Linked DNA regions of Homo sapiens: region 2 is linked to region 1. The links are chromatin contacts, found by Hi-C or POLR2A ChIA-PET in ENCODE. All regions are on one chromosome and are shown on one strand. The core of a region is the stretch at or near the end of the contact, and the rest is flanking DNA. Distances in the headings are between cores, read along the strand shown. Region 1 has its middle 22 kb from the start of DACT1. Region 2 has its middle 75 kb from the start of LINC01500.

Region 1 (3,332 bases), core at 718-3,217:
TGATTTCCTGAATATTCACTGCGTGCCAAGCACTGTCCTGGCTCTGGAAATGCAGCACTGAACAAAGCAGAGCCTCTCCCCTTGTAAAGCTTTGTTCTAGTGCAGTATCCACACAGCTCCTAACACAGTGCTACACAGTAGCACTGAACAGGTAGGTGCTGAAATATTGGATGAATGAGTTCACAATGAGCCCTACTGTTTATCCTTTAGTATTAAACTGATTTTGTTTATAAATCTGAAATTCGGCCGGGCGCGGTGGTTCACACCTATAATCCCAGCACTTTGGGAGACCGAGGCAGGAGGAGCACAAGGTCAGGAATTTGAGACCAGCCTAGCCACATAACGAAACCCCATCTCTATTAAAAATAGAAAAATCGGCCGGGCACAGTGGCTCATGCCTGTCATCCCAGCACTTTGGGAGGCCAAGGTGGGAGGATCACAAGGTTAGGAGTTCGAGACCAGCCTGGCCAATATGGTGAAACCCCGTCTCTACTAAAAATACAAAAAAATTAGCCAGGTGTAGTGGCACATTCCTGTAATCCCAGCTACCCGGAAGGCTGAGTGAGGCAGGAGAATTGCTTGAACCCAGGAGGTGGAGGTTGCAGTAAGCCGAGGTCACGCCACTGCACTCCAGCCTGGGCAACAGAGTGAGACTCCATCTCAAAAAATAAATAAATAAATAAATAAAAATACAAAAATTAGCCAGGCATAGTGGCACGCACCTGTAGTCCCTGTAGTACTCGGGAAGCTGAGGCAGGAGAATGGCTTGATCCTAGGAGGTGCAGGTTGTGGTGAGCCAAGATCGCACCACTGCACTCCAGCCTGGGCAAGAGAGTGAGACTCCATCTCAAAAAAAAAAAAAAAAAAAAAAAAAAAAAAAAAAAAAAAAATCTGAAAATCTTTGTATGACTAATGCTCAAAAAAAGAATCACAACTGTTTTTTAAAAGAAAGAAAATTATTTAACCAAACTTCCATTACCATACACTCTGCCCCCCAAAAATAAACACATTAACAAAGTTCTATTGATACCTTTTAAAATATAATGAAAAATGATGACAGCCCAAAATAATGAATTGTAGTGTTACACAAACCCCCATTTTTCTATTTCTTTCTTTTTTTTTTTTTTTTGAGGCAGGGTCCCACTCTGTCACTTAGGTTGAAGTACAGTGACATGATCATGGCTCACTGCAGCCTTGACCTCCTGGGCCCAAGCAATCCTCCCACCTCAGCCTCCTCGGTTGCCAGGACCACAGGTTTGCACCACCACACCTGGCTAATTATTTATTTATTTATTTATTTATTTATTTATTTATGTCTCTCTATGTTGCCCAGAATGGTGTCTTGAACTCCTGGACTCAAGCAATCCTCCCACCTTTGCCTCCCAAAGTGCTGGGATTACACACGTTAGCTACCATGTCCAGCCCTCTATTTCCTTATCCATAATAGGAACGTGTATAGGACTGTTGTGAGAATTAAATGAGATAATGTCTCAGAAAAGGTTAATAAATATTAGCTACATTCATTCAACAATAAATATTAACAGTCTTAAAAATAATCACATTCAGTAGTTCCATTTCTGGGATTCTATTCTAAGAAAATAATCCTTAATATGGGGGGGAAATCTTAACCAAAAAAGTTCATCCCAGTGTTATTTATAGGCAGAAACTAGAGATTTAGTGACCTTTTCCTTCCGTCCAATGGTGAGCTAAGGCCTAGCACTCTGGCTCAAGCACAGATCTATAAACCCAGGACTAGCCGGGAAGAGGCAGACAGGATTGGAAAGAAGCGGAGAAGAAAGGAGATTTTAAGTCCAAATTCCTGGCAAGGCAGACTTACAAGAAGAAAAAGTTCAAGATGTCAAGTACATCGGGGTAGGGCCAAGCAAGAGAGCCAAAACAAAGCTTGACCCCTGAGATCAGGCCCCCCAAGGGAATGTTCCAGAATGTGGATCCTGGAGATATGCCCTGAGAATGGGTGGGGAAGAGAAGGAAGAAGCCTCCGCGGAGCATCTCAGTCCCAGTCAGTGGGTGGGCCAGTAGACACTGGGTCCTAAATAGAAACAAGAAAAATTTCCATCGAGAGGGGAATGGATAAATAATTGAATACTGCAATAAAATAGGATGTAACAACTACAAAATACTGATTAGAAAGACTATAGTAATCTAAGAAAATCCTTGACTAATGCAAGCATATATGTTTATGTATATGTAGTACATGTGACATATATAAGGAATTATGTGTATGTATAAGTAAGTGTACATATATGCTTACATATATGTACATACATATGGACATATGGTATGTACTTATGTGTAAGCATATATGTATAAATATATAAATCTCATATATATATATGAGATAGTAACTATGGCATATGCATAGAAAAAAATACTTAGAGGAACCATAGCAAAATGCTAATGATTGTTTGATTAGGAAAGTAAATGGTGATTTGCCTTTTCTGTATATTTGTTAAATTTTATGTAATGTATAGGTTTAGATTACTTTTATATTTAAAAACTTAAGTAGGGAGGCAAAAGGAAAATTAGGTACATTTATCTGAATCTAATAGTACCGCTTTTCCAGAAATTTGTTTCTTAAGAGTGAAATTTGTGTGTCTTAGGCAATGAGCCATATTTTTAGCCTCCTAAATCCTTTCCTCTAAATGTCAATTGATGAGTTACTGGAAAAAGAATCTTTCTCTTTAACTAGTTGTGGCTCTTTTGGAAGAATTGTAACTCTTGGCTAACATGGGATATTATTTGGAGGACAAAACTCAAAACTCATTTATGGGATCCACTCTAATGGCCAGCAAGTACCTAGGCCCTTTCCAAAGGTCCTAACTTGCTCCCAAGGTGAACCCTATTCACATGTTGCATGAGGTATGAGGTATTCGAAAGAAAGTAAAATGCTACAAATACAAATATTATTACCTTCCTCTCATATATTTTTTCATTTCTATTAGAAACTTACTGACAGAATGTCTCCTTTCAGTCCCTGGATTCACCAGAACCCAGGCAGTTCATTTGTAATTTTGGTAACTCTACAGCCATGATCAGAATCAATCTATGTGACAGATTGACCATGGGATTATCAATACCAACTTTTAGGCCTTCCAAAGACCTCCCATGAAATAAATCCCCAAATCAAATCAAGTGAATATTTAAAATAACATCCTTAGTTATCAAAGCTTGATATTTAATTTTTGGATGAATTTTTTTAATTTAGAATATTAAATTTGTTTCTAAAAGCTCCTCTAAACAATTGGGAAAAATGTGATCATAGACTGGATATTAGATAAGACAAAATGCATTTAAATAGCAGATATTCTTAA
Region 2 (3,520 bases), core at 753-3,252, 93 kb before region 1:
CATAGTGGCACATGCCTGTAGTCCCAGCTACTCAGGGGTGCTGAGGTGGAAGAATCGCTTGAACTCAGGAGGCAGAGGTTCCAGTGAGTCCAGATCATGCCACTGCACTGCAGCCTGGGCCACAGAGTGAGACTCTGTCTCAAAAAATATATAAACAAATCAAATAAAATCTGTCATGCATATGGGCAAAACTTCAGGGCTCTGGGTTGCTGGGGATCTGCCAGAGGAGCCCACTGCTGAGCAGCCTACTTAGAAACCTTGAAGACGCCCATGTGCACTCCCTCCCAGGCTCACAGTGGGGAGAGGAGGAGGCCTGTAATAGGAATGAAGAGCCAGCAAATGGAGATGTAACGCCTCCTTAGCAGGATTTCCAAAAACTACTGGATTTAATTAAGAATCATGGAAATGCTCCTGCTCACTTGTGTAGGAAGATGGAGAAAGTTTTATATATGCTGGGAAAAAAACAACTAGAAGGTTCAAGAGGCCTGAGAAGAAAGAAATAGGAGAAGACAGTGAGATAAAATAAATCAGGGGGAGAGAAGGCTAGGAACCAAAGTATAATATAAATAAGACATCCTTTCATTCATTCAACAAATATTTATTAAACACCTTCTTTCTTTAAATTCCAAATTCCTCATTTGAGGCAGTCCAAATGCTCAGCTGTCCCAAGGCTGTTCTACTCTCCATACAAAGCTTTAGTTTCTCCAGCATATCCCCATTACCACATCTCATTTTCCATCCAGGATTCTTCCTATTTCCATATTTTTACTCATTTTGCCTGAAATGATCTTCCCTTTTTCCTCCACCAATTCAAATCTGAATCATTCTTCAAAGCCTAGCTGAAGTCACCCTCGCCCCCGGACCCTGGCCTAATTGCCTTCATGCCATTCTGTGTGACATTATAATATTGAGCTTAAGTTGCATTCCACACAAACACTTGATATTTCTTGATTTGAATAGTTCTATTTTTATTATTGTTATTAGAGACAGGACCTTCCTCTGTTTGGAGTGCAGTGACACAACCATAGCTCACTGCAGCCTTAAACTCCTGGGCTCAAGGGGTCCTCCTTCTTCAGTCTCTCAAGTATCTAGTACTACAAATATATGCCACCACACCCAGATAATTTTTATTGTTTGTAGAGATAGGGTCTCACGGTATTGTTCAGGCTGGTCTCGAACTTCTGGCTTCAAGCAATCCTCTCATCTCAGCCTCCCAAAGCACTGAGACTATAGGCATCAGCCATCATGCCTGGCCTGTTCTCTTATTTTTGATTAGAACAATCATGAGCCCACAGGAGTTAATTGATTAGGTAGAGGCTCAATTTAGAATTAGAATGAGGAACTCACTTCCTTATAGTAATAGCTGTATATTATTATTAATGAGTTTTACTGTATGAAGAGTCTGTTGAGATTTTAACTGCTATTTACAACGTTATAACTTCTATGGAAAAATGTATTTTTAGTTCCCAATAACCAGTTTACAAATAATCTTTTAGAAAAAAACATGTTCGTAAATTGGATATTGCTTCCCTGAGGCAAAAGTGAAAAGAGTGATTAAAGACGTGTAGAATACGAGAAGTGTTAGGAGCTGAGTAACAACTGCTTTGGAAGAAAATCACAAGATTGGGAATTTTTAAATTTGCAATTAAAATACAAAGCTTCTGGCCCCCTTGCTTTCGGATACATAGTTGCAATTGGTTGTAAGAATTTCCCCTTCCTCTTCTACACTTGACTCTCAACAGTTTAATATCTCCTTAAATTTATTTTTGTCGGTCAAGTCAGCACCAGGAAGGTTATTCTGTTAAACAGTAACATTTAACAGAAAAACAGGAACTGGTAACATGGGTGCCAGCCTCCCCGTAAAACATGTGATGGCCTTTCCTCAGAAGACACTGTGGACTGATCAAATGTGACCCTCTGCTTCTGATTTTCTGAGCTTCTCTCATAGGACTCTCGGGGTCACTTGGACTGTTGAGCAAAGTTCCCGGAAGGTGCCCCGCCACTGCCTGCCAAGTCGGCTGTCTGCCAGCAACACGCCTGCTCCTGCCTTTTGCTTGGAACTGCGTTTTCTATTGTTGCTGTGACTGAGCCCAGCCTTTGCTATGGGCATGCCCTGAATCCTGACACTTAGCTGAAAGTATGAATAGAACCGAAAAGAGTTTGGGCCATATTCTGAGCTCAGGATAAGGACTGGATTCACAATAATTGTACCAAGGTTTTCATTAAAACATCACATTCTGTCATATATTTAGCTAAGAGGCAAATTTTTCATTCCTCAAAATGCAGTAGGTGCTTTAGTGTGAGAGGCATTACTTCTGATTGTTTAGATGGAACAGCCACACTCATAATTTAATGGACTTGTTTATGGACTGAATGAAAGTATTCCTAATTTGAATTAAGAAATACTTTGAAGCAGGTCATTTGTGGCTTGAGTCCCAGCCTTGGGATCGGGATGGACTCCAGCTGCCAATGGCAATGACTATAGCTCACGTGCCCAGCTTTTTGTAGCTCAAAGGATCCTCAGTTTAGTATGAGCCTCTTCTCCATCAGCTAGTACTAGGCCCCCGTTCCCGCTAATTCTAATAACAGCAAGCCATTCAGAGGGACCTTAGCCAAGCCAGGCTTTCAGTTGAGGTTAATATACCTCCTTCTCTATCCAAATAGGTAACTTCGGGCAAGGTACTTAACTTTTCTGAGCCATGGTTTCCTCATCTGTCAAATGGCCACTATAGTAATGTCACGGGATTCTTGAGGTGTTGCTTGTCCAGCTGAAAGCCACAGGGCCAATGGCACCTTTGCCCAAGTTTTCCTCAGGCCTGCTGGGCTTGTACTGCCCACTTAGCCTGGCAGGCTGCACTCAGCTCGCTCTACTGGCCTGGATCTCATACCTGCCAAGAGCGAGTGGAGCGGTAAGGGGTATATGAGTGAGCAAGCATGGGGTCCGGCCACTGTGCACAGCCAGGCATGCTGGTGGTGGGTGGGGCAGACAGCTCCAGGTGCCAGCCCAGGTGTACCATAAGCAGCTTCCATAGCTGGCACTGGGGAATCCAGTGGTGCTCAGAAGCTTGAAGACACCAGGAACCGCAGAGCCCCAAAGAGGGTGTCACAGCCCTGGCTGGGGGAGATCCTAGGTCTGGGCTCCCTGAAGGGCCGCAACTCTTCTCTCCTTCTCTCTTCTCTCCTTGTCACCCACAGTGTGGTGAGCAAGGGGTGTGTTTCAGCCTTGTTTGTGTTACAGCTCTTTCAGCCCCACCATTCAGTGAGTCCTGAGTTATTGTCCTGCATCCAGGAAGAATGAGGTACAGGGAAAAGTGGACAGTTAGCAAGGCAAAGAGGAGCTTTATTGAGTGACAGAACAGCTCAGAGGAGACCTGCATTGGGTAGCTCCTCTCCACAGGCAGGGCGTCCCGATGAGTGTTCAGTTCTCAACAGAGAGGAGACCCTGGAGTGGGGAGCTCCTCTCTGCAGGCAGGTTGTCCTGTCATCTCCTTGAGTCTGTCTGAGTCTGGGGTTTTTATGG

What was found. Hi-C counts contacts between places; a loop is a spot of excess contacts on that map. ChIA-PET counts read pairs that join two places held with the same protein, here RNA polymerase II (POLR2A). Pooled maps may share reads with other maps.
Region 2: a map of left cardiac atrium shows a loop between it and region 1 (1.9-fold over the local background). The contact joins two enhancer-like sites. A Hi-C loop is called at or near these places in 1 of 168 maps with a recorded cell type or tissue (left cardiac atrium) and 4 of 50 pooled maps. POLR2A ChIA-PET finds 5 or more read pairs at or near these places in 3 of 52 experiments (A673, WTC11 and activated T-cell).

The regions. Positions count from the first base shown.
Region 1 is chr14:58,658,571-58,661,902 of GRCh38, reverse strand. No RefSeq gene overlaps it. Among named protein-coding and RNA genes, the nearest start is that of DACT1, 22 kb to the right of the region's middle. Within about 2 kb of position 1,967, at least 4 of the 41 ENCODE cell types and tissues checked have a DNase peak (open chromatin) inside an H3K27ac peak, as active enhancers do.
Region 2 is chr14:58,751,418-58,754,937 of GRCh38, reverse strand. No RefSeq gene overlaps it. Among named protein-coding and RNA genes, the nearest start is that of LINC01500, 75 kb to the left of the region's middle. RefSeq lists enhancers at 1,873-2,167, 2,214-2,936. Within about 2 kb of position 2,002, at least 22 of the 41 ENCODE cell types and tissues checked have a DNase peak (open chromatin) inside an H3K27ac peak, as active enhancers do.